2 separate regions of the Homo sapiens genome follow, and region 2 is linked to region 1. Evidence: read pairs that join two places in POLR2A ChIA-PET (ENCODE). Cell type or tissue: MCF 10A. All regions are shown on one strand. Links, peaks and the distances in the headings refer to the core of each region. The heading gives the core; the rest is flanking DNA.

Evidence for each region. Peaks named below come from ENCODE experiments on the same cell type or tissue, not always from the same donor. Only the 100,000 strongest peaks of a DNase experiment are listed, where the experiment ranks them.
Region 2: POLR2A ChIA-PET joins it to region 1 with 5 read pairs; 2 of 35 experiments call an interaction of 5 or more read pairs at or near these places.

Annotation. Positions count from the first base shown.
Region 1 is chr2:20,365,579-20,374,212 of GRCh38, forward strand. No RefSeq gene overlaps it. Among named protein-coding and RNA genes, the nearest start is that of PUM2, 19 kb to the left of the region's middle. In MCF 10A, for the core only: no CTCF peak of the experiment used is centred there; a DNase peak (open chromatin) is centred at 4,833.
Region 2 is chr2:19,907,511-19,916,144 of GRCh38, forward strand. WDR35 (WD repeat domain 35) reads right to left here. Exons shown (of 27, transcript NM_020779.4): 26 at 6,527-6,767; 27 at 2,753-6,198. The coding sequence ends at 6,048. Among named protein-coding and RNA genes, the nearest start is that of TTC32, 9.8 kb to the left of the region's middle. In MCF 10A, for the core only: no CTCF peak of the experiment used is centred there; a DNase peak (open chromatin) is centred at 4,491.

The DNA of each region.
Region 1 (8,634 bases), core at 233-8,232:
CATTTCAGGAGTCATCTTTGACTTTCATCTGTCTCTAAAGCCTTACATATAAGTCATCAGAAAATCTGCCTTTGAGATATATCTCCAGATTCTGTGAATTTCCAGGTACTTCCACCACAACTGTGGTCCACGCTACCATCATCTCTCAGCTGGGTTACTGCAAAGCCTCCTGTCTCCCTGCTCCCACACTTGGCCAAATCTAGTTTAGTTTGTAGCCAGCCAGTGTGTTCCTTTTATAACTCAAATTGGATCATGTCACTTCTCTGCTAAGAACCCTTTAATTGATCCTCGTGCTACTTGGGAAAAATCCAAAATCTCTACCATATCTTCATGACCTGGCTCCATGCTGCCTCTCAAATCGCCTACCCCTCTCACCCTCACTTGAGCCACACTGGATGCTTTGCTGTTCCTCAAACACACCAGACACACTTACTTCAGGGTCTTTGTGTTTTTAATTCCTCTGCCTGGACCATTTTCTCCCAGATACACACAGACATCACTTCCTCACTTCCTTCAGGTTTCTGCTCAAATTCATTGTATCAGGAACCCCTCCTCTAAAAACTCTTTCTTGGATAACACACATTCATATTCTTCCTAGCCATTCTGTGCCTCCTTACTCTGATTGGCTTTTCTTCAGAGCACTTATCACTGCCTGAAATATTATTTGTTTATTGTCTGTCTTCCTGCACTAGAGTGTAAGCTCCCTGAGACCAGGGAGTTTGTTCTGTTCATGGCTTACCTCAGCTTCTAGAACAGTGCCTGATATGGGGTAAGCCCTTAAGAAACAGGTGTGGGGCTGGGCAGGGTGGCTCATGCCTGTAATCCCAGCACTTTGGGAGGCTGAGGCAGGAGGATGTCTTGATCCCGGGAGTTCAAGACCAGCTGAGGTAACACAGAGGACCCTGTCTCTAATTTTTTAATGAAAAAAAAACAACAAAAAGAAATAGGTGTGGAATGAATGAGCGGACTTATCACAGGAAGGTGTCTGCTCACTCTTGCCTAAGCACCTCTGGGAAAGGAGCTTTGATAGGCGCTTCCTCCAGACCCTCTGAGAAGATGCAGTGGAGGAAGTCCCTGCTCCCATGCAGTGCTATCTCCCATTGTTTGGGTCCTTACTACATCTGGTGGCTGCCCCAGGAAAGCAGGGTTGAGCTGTGGGAAAGAGGACGCTGTGTGATGTTGTTTTGAGAGATGATGCTGAGGTGTTTTGAGTGGATGACCCTGTGAAATGCTATTTTGAGGTGCTGGTATTGTTTTGAGGGATGACGCTGTGAGGATGCTGTTTTGAGGAATGTGGGCTCTGTGAAATGAAGTCACCCAAACCAGTCTGACAGGAGTGATGTCAAGCTTCTGGCCAGTTTAGTAAAAATGTTTAGTCATGAAACCAGCAGCTACAAGTAAGCAGGCCTCACTTTCAGAGTCCTCCAGTCATTTGACAAACATAGATTGAATATGTGCTATGTGTCAAATACCATTTGAGGCCCTAAAGGGACTGTACTAGAAGCTGAAGGTTGTGGGGATATGGACCACAAGGGCCCTGTATTAGTCTGTTCCCATACTGCTATGAAGAATACCTGAGACTGGGTGATTTATAAAGATAAGAGGTTTAATTAACTCCCAGTTCTGATGGCTGGGAAGGCCTCAGGAAACTTACAATCATAGCAGAAGGTGAAGGGGAGAAAGGTACCTTCTTCACAGGGCAGCAGGAAAAAGGAGTGCTATGCATAGGGGGAAAAGCCCCTTATAAAACCATCAGATCTCATGAGAGCTCATTCACTATCATGAGAACAGCATGGGGGAATCGCCCCATTATACAATCACCTCCCACTTGGTCCCTCCTATGACATGTCGGGGCTACAGGAACTACAATTCAAGATGGGATTTAGGTGGGGTTACATCCAAACCATATAATTCCACCTCTGGTCCCTCCTAAATCTCATGTCCTCAGATTTCAAAACACACTTATGACTTTCCAACAGTCCCCCAAAGTCTTAGCTCATTCCAGCATTAACCCAAAAGTCTAAGTCCAAAGTCTTATCTGAGGCAAGGCAAGTCCCTTCCACCTGTGAGCCTGTAAAATCAAAAGTAAGTTAATTACTTCCTAGATACAATGGAGGTATAGGCATTGGGTTAATACCCCCATTTCAAAAGGGAGAAATTGGCCAAAACAAAGGGGCTACAGGCCCCATGAAAGTCCAAAATCCAATAGGGCAGTCGTTAAACCTTAAAGTTCCAAAATGATCTCCTTTGAGTCCATGTCTCACATCCAGGTCATGCTGATGCAAGGGGTGAGCTCCCACAGCCTTGGATAGCTCTGCCTCTGTGGCTTTGCAGGGTACACGGTCCCTTCTAGCTCCTTTCATGTGCTCGCATTGAGTGCCTGCAGCTTTTCCAGGTGTATAGTGCAAGCTGTCAGTGAATCTACCATTCTGGGGTCTGGAGGTCGGTGGCCCTCTTCTCATAACTCCATTAGGCAGTGCCCCAGTGGGGACTCTGCGTGAGGGCTCTAACCCTGCATTTCCCTTCTGTACTGCCCTACCAGAGGTTCTCTATGAGGGCTCTACCCCTGCAGCAAACTTCTGCCTGGACATCCAGGTGTTTCCATGCATCCTCTGAAATCTAGGCAGAGGTTCCCAAACCTCAATTCTTGTCTTCTGCACACCCACAGGCCCAATACCATGTGGCAGCTCCCAAGGGGAGATAAGAATTTTCTTATCTGACTATTATTTATTTAATTTACTTAATTTCTTAATTAAGTAAATTAAGTAAAATCTTACCAAATGAAATACAATTGCCTTCTATCCCCTCCTGTTACCTCATTATCTGTTTCAGAAAAGATGAATAAAGAACACTACCGCACCTGGATGGACTTTTTTGCAAGGTATTGCTTGCCTCTCAGGCTTATTCAAATTCCAGAAGTGATTCATTTACAAGTTAATTTCTATTTCCCTGATCCATTCATTCTCCCTAATAATCATTTACTGCCCCTCAAAAGAATTGTCTACATTCTCCATCTCCTCCTTCCACTATGAAAAAGAGTATATACATTTCTGGGCTGAGTGTGGTGGCTCATGCCTGTATTCCCAGCACTTTGGGAGGTCAAGGCGGGCAGATCTCTTGAGCTCAGGACATCAAGACAAGCCTGGGCAACACGGTGAAACCCCATCATTTAAATTGTTTTAATTGTTAAAAATACAAAAATTAGCTGGGTGGTGGAGTGTACCTGTAGTCTCAGTTACTTGGGAGACTGAAGTAGGAGGATGGCTTAAGCCCAGGAGGCAGAGTTTGCAGTGAGCTGAGATCGCATCACTGCATTCTAACCTAGATGACAGAACCAGATCCTGCCTCAAAAAAAAAAAAAGTTTCTCTACCCTATTAAGGGGTGAAGTAATCACTTTGTGGTTCTCTCCTGCACACGTTAGTATACTTGTATGCCTTTTCTCCTATTAATCTGCCTTTTGTCAGTTGATTTTTCAACAAATGTTCAGAGAGTGAAGAAGTTTTTCCTTGGCCTCTATAGTTTTGGTGCTGTGAACAGGATACCAAAACTCTGCTCTTCTGGAAGCTGCAGTCAAGGGAAACCAGGACCTGACAAGTCAGCAGAAGGGTAAAAAATTCTTATGAGACAAAATCCCAGTCTCTTTCTCTCTGGAATCCAGTTGAGTGGACAGTAAAAAATCACTGTTGTTTTTTTCTTAACAAAATCTTGATTAATGGGTGAAAAGGATTTGTTCGACCGGTCTTGGGTGTAATGACCCTGATGTGCTTTTCTGGTATGAATATTCATACTGTCTGATCTTTTTCCTCCCAGAAATAGTTTTTCCCTTTATCTTTGGGGCTGGTATAGGAGAGTTCGATAAAGGCGGGTGGTTGGCTTGCATGTGAGAGGAGGTGTCTGAGTCAGTTATTTCCCATCTTTAAGAATTAGCCAACCCGGAGAAGGGCACTTTCCATGCGTCTGGAAAGCTTCCAAATGCCAGAGCATCAAGATACAGAAAATAGGAAAACATAGTTAATACAGTGACCTCGTCTCAGGACAAGTTGTGAGTTCCTGTGTGTCCTCTCGTGCTTTTGCTCTGTGAGGAACATATCGGGGGGGTTAGCTTGTTGGTCTCAGAATGAGAGACCGTGGAGCAGAGCTGCCCCAGTTAACTGAAAACCTGCAATGTAAAGCGGTCAAGGCAAGGGCAGAGCTGCTGAACTCCAACTACCTCTGGGCGTGCAAGTGTGATTGTTGTTTCAAGGTACTGAGTTTGAGATGACTTGTTATACAGCATTATTGTGGCAATAGATTACTGATACAATGATTGTGGGTTATCAGATTACACCTTCTAACTGTTTGGACTTTTTTTTTGAGACAGGGACAAGTTTTTCTTATATAGGGGTCCTGTCTATGCAAAAACTAAACTCAGCTATGCCTATGTGCTGGTGAGCAGAGAGCGTGACATTTATTATTCTATTCATTTAAAGAAAACTATTCTTGACATTTTAGTATGTGAGTACATCAAAACAAAACTATTATTATCTTGAAAGCATATATTGTTATGGGAATTGGGACTTCTGAACTTTCTGCTATTGTAGGAGTATGTCCTTGTAGGTTTTCCTCAACTATAAACATCTTAGGATGACGAGTTGTGGCTGGCAAGGAATGTGCCTTTCAAGTTTCAAGATGGAGTTTGAACTTAAAATGATGGTTACTGTGGCTCTCCCAGGCTCCTGCTTCCCTAACAACTGGGTCATGTGTCTCTCACTGTTCAGCTCAGTCATCCGGCTCATTCTCATGGTTGATAACAGAGTTCCAGGTGCAGCGAGAGGGTAAGCTCCTATGTGCAAGTGCTTTTCAAGTCTCTGCTTGTTTCAAATGTGCTATTGCCACATGAATTGACGTAAGACCAAACCCTGGGCTAGTATGGGATGGGACAGTGGAACGAGAGCTTGAGAGCCAAATGTTAAATTTCCAGGAATTTTGCAAGCCAGTTGTTAAGCTGCTGGTAGCTTGAAATTAGCCATGCTGGGAGTAATTATATAACAGAAATTGGCAAATGCTATAAACCAGGACTTTTTTTTTCTTTTCTTTTCTTTTTTTTTTTTTTTTCCAGAAAACCAGTTTAAACATCTCACGCCTGTAATCCTAGCACTTTGGGAGGCTGAGGTGGGGGATCACTTGAGGTCAGGAGTTTGAGACCAGCCTAGCCAACATGGTGAAACCCCATCTCCACTAAAAATACAAAAAGTAGCTGGGTGTGGTGGTGTGCACCTGTAAGCCCAGCTACTCAGGAGGCTGAGGCACGAGAATTGTTTAAACCTGGGAGGAGGAGGTTGCAGAGCCGAGATCACACCACTGCACTCCAGCCTGGGTGACAGAGCAAGACTCTGTCTCAAAAAAAAAAAAAAAAATTGCAAGAAGTTCTAATTTAACATCTTCGATGGGCTCTTGGAAACTGGGACTTTAAGTGAATTGTTGTACAGTGAGTCCCAGAATAATGTAGTTTCCTTCAATGCCTTTTTGTTATAATATTGATGAGAAAAGAAGATTGGTTTCATTATACTTTTTTAAAAAAATTAGCCATTCCTGCATTGCTATAATCATACTTTTTGCTTAAAGTCACAGTTTCCAAGAACTTATTAACAACTTTAAGTGAGGACTCACTGTATATAAAAATAGAGTCATGTATACATTGAGCAGTCGAGGGACACATTGTAGTGGTCATTTACTTTTTTAAGCATCATTTAGCCTTTTTCAGTAACAGACCCTGCTTGAATCAAGCTAAGCCACCCTCATGACATAAGGATTTATCCAAAAGACAAGCACATAAACCAAGTTAATTCAAGTGGAATAATTCCACAGGATTTTTTTCAAACTGAAGTTGGGAGAGGAAAGCCCCTCTTCTCTGTCTTACAAACTGTAATGATCTGAGCCAAGAGCTCCCAGTAGTCATCATTATACTTTTGTGGGAGAGAGCCAGCCTAAGAGAGGAACGCTAACATACACAAATTTGCATAAAAGAGAGACCAAAAGAGAAAGCTAGTTGCGGACTGGGAGAGAAAGAGAGAGGGAGAGAGGAAGGAAAAGAAGGGTTTACCCCAACCTCCTTGCTGTTTGGTTGTGATCCAATACAATATCTATCTGGCTGTCTGTGTCAGGCCAGTTTTTGCATCTCTATAAAGAAATGCTTGAATCTGAGGAATTTATAAAGAAAAGAGGTTTAATTGGCTCATGTTCTTCAGGCTGTACAGGAAGTGTGGTGCTGGCATCTGCTTCTGGCAAGGGCCCCAAGAAGCTTACAGTCATGGCAGAAGGTGGAGAGGAAACAGGCATGTCATATGGCGAAAGGGAGCAAGAGAGAGTGAGGACGAGGAGCCAGACTCCTTTAAACAACCAGCTCTCAAGTGAGCTAACAGACTCACTCATAATAAGAACTCACTCATTACCATGGGGAAGGCAGCAAACCGTTGGTGAAAGATTCACCCCCATGATCCAATGGGCCTTCCACTATACCCCACCTCCAAGATTGGAGGTCACATTTCAACATGAGATTTGGAGGGGACAAACATCCAAACCATATTACTGTTTATCTATCTATCTGTCTTAAAATAGATTGAGTTAACAGTTTCTGTTACTTGCAACCAAACAGTCCTGACTAACACACAAACATAGATATCTTGCTAAAGAGGTGGAGAAGGAACCAGTACAAGGAAAGATGAACATTGCTATACAGAGACCAGGATCTGGTTCGGGCATAGTACTCATCCATGGGGGGAAAATTAAACAAAGGAGGCTGTTAGCAACATCCTATGAAGATTTCCTCTGAGATTCATAAGTCTCCCCTCTTTCCCCCATTCCTTGTGTAAGTTCAAGGTATGGTTACATACAATGGAGACAACTCCAGACAAGTTAAGTAGAAATAGGCTGGTGTGGTGGCTCACGCCTGTAATCCCAGCACTTTGGGAGGCCGAGATGGGAGGATGGCTTGAGGTCAGGAGTTCGAGACCAGCCTGGCCAACATAGTGAAACCCTGTCTCTACTAAAAATACAAAAATTAGCTGGGTATGGTGGTGCATGCCTGTAGTCCCAGCTACTCGGAAGGCTGAGGGAGGAGAATCACCTGAACCCAGGAGGCAGAGGTTGCAGTGAGCCAAGACTGTGCCACTGCACTTCAGCCTGGGCGACAGAGTGAAACTTCGTCTCAAAAAAAAAAAAAAAAATTAAGTAGAAATAGACTTCATACAGAAAGTTAGGTGATTACAAAATTGTTGCAAGGGCTAGGTGAACAGACTTAAGGCTGAGCTTCCAGGAATGGCTCCCCTGTAACAACTCCACAGAACTGGCCTGCCAAGAAAGTCATTATCCCAGCTGCTGGCTTGAGGATATACCACCTCAACTGCAATTCCTACGAAAAAATGTCATACCCAATACTCTATCTCTTTGCATTCACAAAACTAGGGGCAGTCACTGAAATTTCTGTTCTGTAGCCACAGAAAAGGCACATGCCTCCTTTACTATGCTTGCTAGGAGAAATGCCAGCAGCCACAGAAAGATGCACTTACTTCTCAATCTCATTTTTTTCAAAGGAACAACCGTTAACACTTTCTTCTGTATCCTTCCAGAAAATTTCCAAGTGTGCATGTGCATAAAACAAATGAGATGGGCCAGGCAGTGGCGTATACCTATAATCCCAGCAACTGGGGAGGCTGAAGTGGGAGGATCACTTGAGCCCAGAAGTTAGAAACCAGCTTGGGTTGCATAGGGAGACTCCATCTCTACAAAAACAAAACAAAACAAAACAAAACAAAACAAAAATTATCCAGGAGTGGTGGCACACACCTCCCAGCTACTTGAGAAGCTGAGTGGGAGAATCACTGACCTGTGATCCTGCCACTGCACTTCAGCCTGAGTGACTGAGCAAGACCCTGTCTCACAAACAAACAAATGGAATCACACCAAATATTAGTCTGACTGATTTAAAGGACTTATACTTGGATGCCTTTTTTAAAGTGAAGAATCAAATAATATAACTGTGTTTCTTAGGCAGATCACCCAAATCTCTAATTTTTTTTGTTTTGTTTTGTTTTGTTTTTTGTTTTTGTTTTTTCTGTTTTGTTTTTGAGATGGAGTCTCACTCTGTCGCCCAGGCTGGAGTGCAGTGGCACGATCTCGGCTTACTGCAAACTCCGACTCCCTGGTTCAAGTGATTCTCCTGCCTCAGCCTCTCAAGTAGCTGGGATTACAGGCACACACCACCACACCCAGCTAATTTTTGTATTTTTAGTAGAGACGGGGTTTCACCGTGTTGGTCAGGATGGTCTCCATCTTCTGACTTTGTCATCCGCCTGCCTCCAAATCCCCAATTTTAATGTGCAACCCCGATACTCAGAAATAAATGTAAAATATATAGGAATAATATTAAGAATTAAATAATGGGGCTGTGTGTGGTGGCTCGCCCCTATAATACCAGTTACTTTGGGAGGCCAAGGCAGGAGGATCACTTGAGCCCAGGAGTTAGAGATCAGCCTGGGGAACATAGTGGGACCCCATCTCTATTTAAATTATGAAAAATTAAATTAAAAGATTAAATATTGGAAGAATCACACAACTCTGAAAATCACTTCAAAATGAAGTGTTTTCTAGAAAGT
Region 2 (8,634 bases), core at 117-8,116, 460 kb before region 1:
AAATCTCAACAGATGTAGAAAATGCAGTTAATAAAATTCAACTCCTTAGCAAACTAGGACAAGAAGACATACTTATTAAAACCTACCGACAAAATGTCTACAGAAAATATAATAAGCAATGATTTCTTAAAATATTGAAAAATTTCCTTTGAGATTAAGAATAAGACAAGAATGCCCAGTATCATCACTTTAATTATTCAGCATTGTATTGGGTATCCTAGCCAGTGCAATAAGATGATAAAAAGAAATGAAAGACATGACAATTGAGAAGTATTTTTTTTAAAAAAAGCAGTCATTAAACATGGTTATATAGTTGTATATGTAGAAAAGAAGTGCAAAGGACTGAGAGTGACAAAACATTTTTGAAGAAGAAAAACAAAGGAGGACTTGTACCAGATAGCAGGACCTATTTTAAAAACTATAATAACTGAGACATTCTGCTTTGGGCCAAAGAAAGACAAACAGATCAATGGAACAGAAAAAGAAATCAGAAATTGTTACCTACATATATGGACTTGATTTTTTTCCCATATAATTGCACATCAGTGTGGAAAGGGTGGACTTCAATCAGCTGGAGGTATCATTGACATTAATTTCTTTTAACTTTAGAGAAATCTCTTAGGAGCTGATATCTCTCAGCATAAAGACATAATACAGCAATTTATTCAGTCTCACCTCAGTTTCTTTTTCTTCTGTTAAATTCAACTAAAATAGAAATCTCTTATTAAAAAAATAAAACTACCAATGTTAAATGGGCAATTTGATGAGTTTTAACAAATGTGGAGTCATGTAATCATCACCAAAACCAAGATATGGAACATTTCTATCATCCCACAATGCTCCTTTGTATACCTTTGAAGTCAATCACCTACCCTTCTCCCTGATCTCAGGCACTACTTTCTATGATTTTGTCTTTTCTGGAATTTCATATAAATAACATCATACAGTATGCTGTCTTCTATATCTGGCTTCTTGCACGTAGCACAATGCTTTTAAGATTCATCTATGTTGTTACTTGTGTCAGTTCATTCCTTTTTATTGCTGAGTAGTATTTCATTGTGTGGATAGTCCACAATTTGTTTATACATTCACATATTAATGGATATTTGGTTTCTTTCCAGTTTCTGTCTACTATAAATAAAACTTACGTACATTTGCATTCAAGTCTTCCTGTAAATGTGTTTTGATTTCTTCTGGGTAAATTCCTAAGAGTGAGATTTCTGGGTTCTATGTTAAGTGTATATTTAAATTTAGAAGAAACTTCCAAACTTTTCCCAAGTGAGTGTACTGTTTTGCATTTCCATCAGCAATGTATGAGGGTTTCAGCTGTTCTATACCCTCACTATTTCTCTTGTCAATTTTAGCCATTGTAGTGTGTAGAAGCATCTCATTTTTTCTAAATCTCTCTCAATTTTACTACCTAGAAATTTAAACTGCCAAACAATAAATTAGCTAAATAATTTTGTTTTGTTTTTTTGTTTAGACAGAGTCTTGCTTTGTCACCCAGGCTGGAGTGTAGTGGCACAATCTTGGCTCACTGCAACCTCCGCCTCCCAGGTTCAAGCGATTCTCCCGCCTCAGCCTCCCAGGTAGCTGGGGCTACAGGAACCCGCCACCATGCCTGCCTAATTTTAGTATTTTTAGTAGAGACAGGGTTTCACCATATTGGCCAGGCTGGTCTCAAACTCCCGACCTTGTGATCCGCCTGCCTTGGCTTCCCAAAGCCTTTTAATGTCTACTTTCTTTTAATTTTAAAGAAATCTCTTAAGAACAAATACTGATTTTGGTACGAAGAAACCAATTATACAAATTCCTTCAGTGTCACTTCAGTTTTTTTCATCTCTTACATTCAACTAAAATATTTTATTTATAAAGATCAACTAATTTTACTTTCTCATCTATACCGTTATGTATTTTTGAAAATTTCTGCCATGAACATTTTTGCTTTTTTTTTTAATTATTATTATTTTTTGAGACGGAGTCTTGCTCTGTCGCCCAGGCTGGAGTGCAGTGGCACTATCTTGGCTCACTGCAAGCTCTGCCTCCCGGGTTCATGCCATTCTCCTGCCTCAGCCTCCCAAGTAGCTGGGACTACAGGCGTCCGCCACCACGCCCAGCTAATTTTTTGTATTTTTAGTAGAGACGGGGTTTCACCACGTTAGCCAGGATGGTCTCAATCTCCTGACGTCGTGATCCGCCCGCCTCAGCCTCCCAAAGTGCTGGGATTATAGGCGTGAGCCACTGCGCCTGGCCTGCTTTTTATATTCAAAAAAAAAAAAACCAGTAAATATTAGTTTCTTAGAGAAAAAAATGAATTGAGAAAATGGTCTTTAAAATAGACAGTAGAGGCAATACAATATTCCTATTTTCATTTTGAAACTGAGTAGAAAATCTTGGAGCTACATTATCAAATGTAGTATTCTTTATTTTCTCTTATAGGTCTAGTAGGACATAATTTCCTTCGTTCCTAAATGAGAACTCAGCATGACCATTAAGGAGTAGCTCACAGCAACCTCCAATATCTGACATTTGCCTAGTGCCTCTGGAAGGTTGTTGGGGTTTTTCCCCCCTTGTTTGGTAGCAAAAGTGGTATTGTATATCTATTGTACCTCCTGCTCCCTTTTCCCCTTCTCCACTCTGGAGCCCAATACCCTCCTAACCAACCCCCATCAGAATACTTAAATGAAGACACAGCAAACACCGTGTTCTCCGTAAGTTATAGATAAAGAAAACGTGGAATAAACACAAGTTATTTTTTTCTTCAATGTTTATTATTTTCGTATTTTTTCACTTAATACTACATAAAATCTAAGATCTCAGCTCTTGGAATACAGAAAAATAGTTTCAAAGTGTATTTTAGCAAAACAATTTATAATGAAATTAGCATTTGTGAATTAAGCATGTCAACATTACTGTGTTGCTTGTTAGGCACACTGCTTATTTGTACAGCTTTATCAGTCAGTTCCATCATTTCAATATTTTGGCCCACCACACCACTTTGAAACATGTAATGAAGGGCAAGTTTTATAATAAAAAAAACAACTTGGCATTACTCAACGGGAAGTCAGTACATGTTTTTTGCAAGGAGAACAACATAACTGTTTAATGATGCTGTCTTCAATATACTACCTAATTCTGTTTATGCAACTTCTCACCAGGTAATTGTTTTTTATGGTCAGTTTTGCTTTTCTTTGTCCCCCTAGTCAAGGGAGAGTTTGTTAGTGTTGTTATCTGGAAATTTCCTTCATGTCGAATAAAACCAACTAGATTGACTCATAATATAGGTGTTTTCTCTAGTACCATTTACACAGAAGACAAAGGTCCCCAAGACATTATGGCAGATCATTAAAACTTTCACAGATATAGATACCAAAGAGGCATAAGCTTTTACAAAAGTAAAAAAGATGTGCCTGTCTATATACATATGCGCGCACACACACACGCACACAAAATTAGGTCCACAAGGTATGAGAGGTTGTTTTTAGAGATACTGGTTTCTGGATCCAACTGAATGAGAAATATCAACTAGATATTGTTTAAATATCAACTAGATCCAGCAACTTAGGATCTACCTGGAATAATTCGTTGGTGGGAAAATTCTAGGGCTCAGGCAGCACAGAATTAGGGGGAAATGAGAAGCCTCCAAAAGAGAGTTTCCAAAGTTAGGTGAAGTCTGAGGAGTCAACAGGTGATTCTAGAACTAAAGCAAATGAAAGTGCAACCAACAAATCACAGTAAGGGGCTAGAGGCATGACAATCGAATGAATTCTCAGCTGATTCCTGAGACAGGAAAGGGAAAGAAGAGATACTCAAGCATTAGACCATGGACTAAGAATTGCAGCTCTGACCAAACTGTCCTGCAGGAACCTTTCAGACAGGCAGAACTAATAAGTGTGCCATCCCTACAACCCTGAACATTTCTCTTTCCTTGATGAAGCAGAGAATAGTCTCATCCCTAAAAACAGAAAGTCCTGTGGAAAGATGCAAGTTCAACAGGAGATGTACTGTCTTAGACAGACTTCTTTGTTAGGATGTGATTTTCTGATTTGGGGAAATTTCCCATTCTGGTATAGAACAAATGAGAAAGCTGGAATTCATTGTGTTACATTTAGGTAAGTAAGTTAGTAACCTAGGAGACTTATTAGGCAAAGTTAATAGAGCGTGTATGTGTGACCACAGATAGAAAGGAGCAAGAGATACCAAATATTCATGAAGCACTAAAAATATGAAAAGCCACAAAGATACCAAATATTCATGATACACTAAGTATGCATGAGACATATAAAGCCTTCAGTATGTGTGAGAAGTTGATTCAATTACCCACTGGTGACACTCATTCTGGCCTGTCCTTACCCAAGAAATACAATAAAATTCATGACTGCTCAGCAGACTAATAGGCAAGCTATTGCTGTGGTGAAGTGTACTTGCCCCTGACACCCTTCTATAGAGCAAGTGTACATCGTTGGCCTCAGGCACATTTCATCTGATTGAGTCATCTGGCTCAAGCGGCCACTCTGGTCCTTTTTGTAACCCGACTATTAGGGGAAAGCGTATGTGACAGAATGTGAGTCAGGACATAAAAACATTACAAAACCCAGGATTCAGGTGTTGCGGTCTTTCCACTCCACTGGCACGTTACACTAACAGTGTTAATCTATCATTGCTTTCTCCTTGTTCCTCACTGTGTATTGCAAATTGGTTCAATAAACCAATGTATTTTGAGAATTTTTATTTGGTTTATAAGGCTTTCTGTTCCATGACCTCTGGAATAGCTTGCGAGGCAGTCTATTTAGAGGCTACCATTGTACCAAGGTAATTTTCCACGAGGCGCATGAATAGAGACAGAGACCTCAAAGACTTCTGGTCTTCTCTTTTTATTTAGGCCAATGAGCCCACTCTCTATCCTAAGCTCATCTAGGCTCTAAATCTCTTCTCATAGCTCACTATTCCCAATCTGCAACATGCTGAACTTGTCTCTGTCTCTACAAGACAAAAACATATGAGATTGAGAAAGTGTATTGTAGCTGCAAAAACAAAGTTGCGTATCTCTATGTATTGCCTCTACTATATGTAAGCCAAACCTCAATAAAATAATCTTGATGAAATAGTGCAAAGGTCTGGTCTTTAGCCACAAAATGGGAATTCATGAGAAATAAACAGAGAACATTATTAGCTATGTAAAAGACATAAGAAATGATCCATTATGGATCACAACTGTTTATCTTTCAAATTAATAATAAATGAAAACAGACGCATATCAAGAAAAAATCACTCCCTCAACAATACTTGTGTAAATAAACGGTCCAACTTAGTGACAATGTTTCAACAGAAGCTATAACTACAAAATGGATATTTCTGTTTAAGTTATCTTCATTATAAATAGAGGCAAGTTTTCTGCACAATCATATGAAAGTGTAAATTCCAAATGCCATCTCTTAAATGAGACTAAAAGGACAGGTTTTAAAATAGAAGAATAGGGCTATTAGAAACAATTCAGATTGTAAAAAATGTCTTAAAATGCCATCGCCTCACTTCTGAAAATACAATAAAGAAGACATTCGACACTTATTTAATTAAATATGGCTATAGAGAAAGCTCATTTCATTATTACAATTGTTTAACTTCCTTGTAACATGGGTTATAAAAATTCTCTAAATTCAACTTTGCCCCACTCCCATGCTTCCCCCACTCCCTACTCCCTTCAAGATTTTTTAATGAATTCAGTTACCTTGACACTGTGAGAAAAAAATTTATTTGGAATATTTCCATGGTATCATGTAACCAAAAACAAGATAAACAAAAGAGAGAGGGTGAGAGAAAACATGGTTGATTTTCATACATTTATATGAAAATCGGCCTTATTATTTCACAGTTGTATTGCCATAAAAATTATTTTATTAACATATATTTTGTGCAAAAATTCAACTATAAATAATGAGGCTGATTTTCATACAAAACTCACAGAAATAAACCTTATTACATATACAGCATATAGCCATGTATATATGCTACATATATTTTACAGTTATATACAGTTTATCATTCCTTTATCCCACTGGACTATGGCATAAGGGGCAGAAGCTGTAGTGGCTTATTTCCTGAGCAAGGACACCGTGTTTGCATACACTGCACATCCAGAATTGATACTCAGTGATTGGGCTTCCTGTGGCAACGCATGTTGGCAGTTTCCCTTCTCCACTGTAAAACGGGGAGAAACAATTCATTATACTTTAAAACTTCTCATTAGTCTAACTTTATTTAATACACTTAAAAAAAACCTAAAGAATAAAACTTCTGAGATGAACATCAAATACTTTCATTTAAAAAAGTTATTTCAAGAAAAAACCTTTCTTACAATGACAAAATAAAGCATGAATACACTTGTAAAAATAAATAAAATAGGGTATAATGTTAATGTGAATTGCTTCAAAATTCAGTGCTTTAATTCCTACATTAAACATTGTACATCTAGAAATCCAAGCTTCTAATAAGATAGAATGGCATCCACTAATTAAAATTAGCCTACCCTTCCATAAGGCTGTCCAATTCAGGTTTTCTGTTATCTTTTGAAGTATGTTTGGTGAAGATTTCTAAAGCAAGGTCTTCATACTGCTGTTTCTGTTCTGAACTGAGGGTCTCTAAAGATTTAAGTTTAATGAAAGCTTTTGAACAAGTCCCAAAGGCTCTGCTGGCGCATGCGCAGAGTGCTAGCAGAGAGTAGATCTCCACAGGAGGGATGATGTCTTCATAGTCTTTCAGGTGAAGAGCTAAGAAAAACAGGGCAATTGGGGTTTTTTAAAATAATTATTATGATATCATGAACATGCAAAAGAAGAATCTAAGTTAAGGTGATTTCATTGAACTTGCATGAACGAACTGAAAGCAAACAGTGTTGAGAGATGGGAGCACCAAGAGGAGGAACTAGGCTACATGATATCCAAGGTTCTGTGAAGCTGGCTAACAGCTCATCCTATGAAAAGAACCACCACCAAATGCTGCACATGGCTGTGCCAGCTCAGAAATACACACACACACACAAAATTTTGGTGTCAAAACATCCACATTTTCTTCAATTTATGTTAGAAATTTCTGTGGCACTTCATAAAAAGCAAATGAGTATTATACTATGTTAGTCATAAACTGCAAGATAATACCATGTTTCCTTTTGTTAAAAAAAAAGCAAAACAATATAAGCAAAACAGTATAAAATAATATGTTCTTTTCTCTGTGTTTCTTTGGACAGATTATTGCTTTTGTATTACTGCTTTTGTCATTTGTCTCACTGAAACAATAGGATTTTGTGAAAAAGTGAAAATGAGTCTCCAAGTTGTCAGTTGAGACAATTCAAGTTACAACATCTTATTTGCAATTATACTGGAGATGAAAAAATCTTTCTTTAAAATGCACTGTATTCTTGGGCCTGTTGGGGGTGGGGGGCTAGGGGAGGGATAGCATTAGGAGAAATACCTAATGTAGATGACGGTTGATGGGTGCAGCAAACCACCATGGCACATGTATACCTATGTAACAAGCCTGCACGTTCTGTACATGTACCCCAGAACTTAAAGTATAATAAAAAAAGCAGACTTAATATTAGATTTAATATTAAGATTTAATATTAGATTTATAACCAATTTGTATCTTTTTCTTCTCTAGACCTTGGAATCTTAAAAATACTTTGTTATAGTATATCAAAAACTTCATAAAACCAGTTTAAACAATATATTCATGTGTTTTACAATCAGAATCCTATAAACTGGTTCTGGGGTCAAGTATTTACAACAAAGTGTAGTAGAAAAAATGTATATAAAATGTAATCACTCAGTTACAATAAACAATATCCTCTAATTTCATATCCAAAGCATGATAGGTTCAAGGGTAATAATTTACAGGTCATACATTGTTTCAGATCGTCTTACCACTGACAAAAAAAAAAAAAATGAGGCATATAGAGATCTTCACCTAGTAGGTGAAGCATCTCAAGTTAAAGATCTAATTGTTCTTTTAAGTCTAGAAATGGTGTATAAATTGAATATGATACAGCTATTTTAAACAGTGTATAATTTATGTCACATATTAGTTAAAACTAAATGAAGGTCAGTTATAAAATAAACATAAAAATAATTTTTATATATAACTAATAACCAATTAGAAAAAAAATTTACAACCTCATTAATGACAACAAAACTAGGAATAAACTGAAAAATAAACCTTTAGAGCCAGCAAGAAGAAAACTACAAATCTTTAGAAACACAGATACATAAGTGATTTCTAAAATAGATGTTTCTGACAAATATCACATGTTCTCACTCATATGTGAGATCTAAAAAAGTTGACCTCGTGGAGCGTGCAGTGAGCTGAGATTATGCCACTGCACTCTAGCCAGGGCAACAGAGCGAGACTCCATCTAAAAAAAAAAAAAAAAAAAAAGTTGGCCTTGGCTGGCAAGATGGACGAATAGGAACAGCTCTGGTCTGCAGCTCCCAGCAAGATTGACGCAGAAGGTGGGTGATTTCCGCATTTCCAACTGAGGTACCAGGTTCATCTCATTGGGACTAGTTGGACAGTGGGTGCAGCCCAAGGAGGATGAGCCAAAGCAGGGTGGGGCGTCACCTCACCTGGGAAATGCAAGGG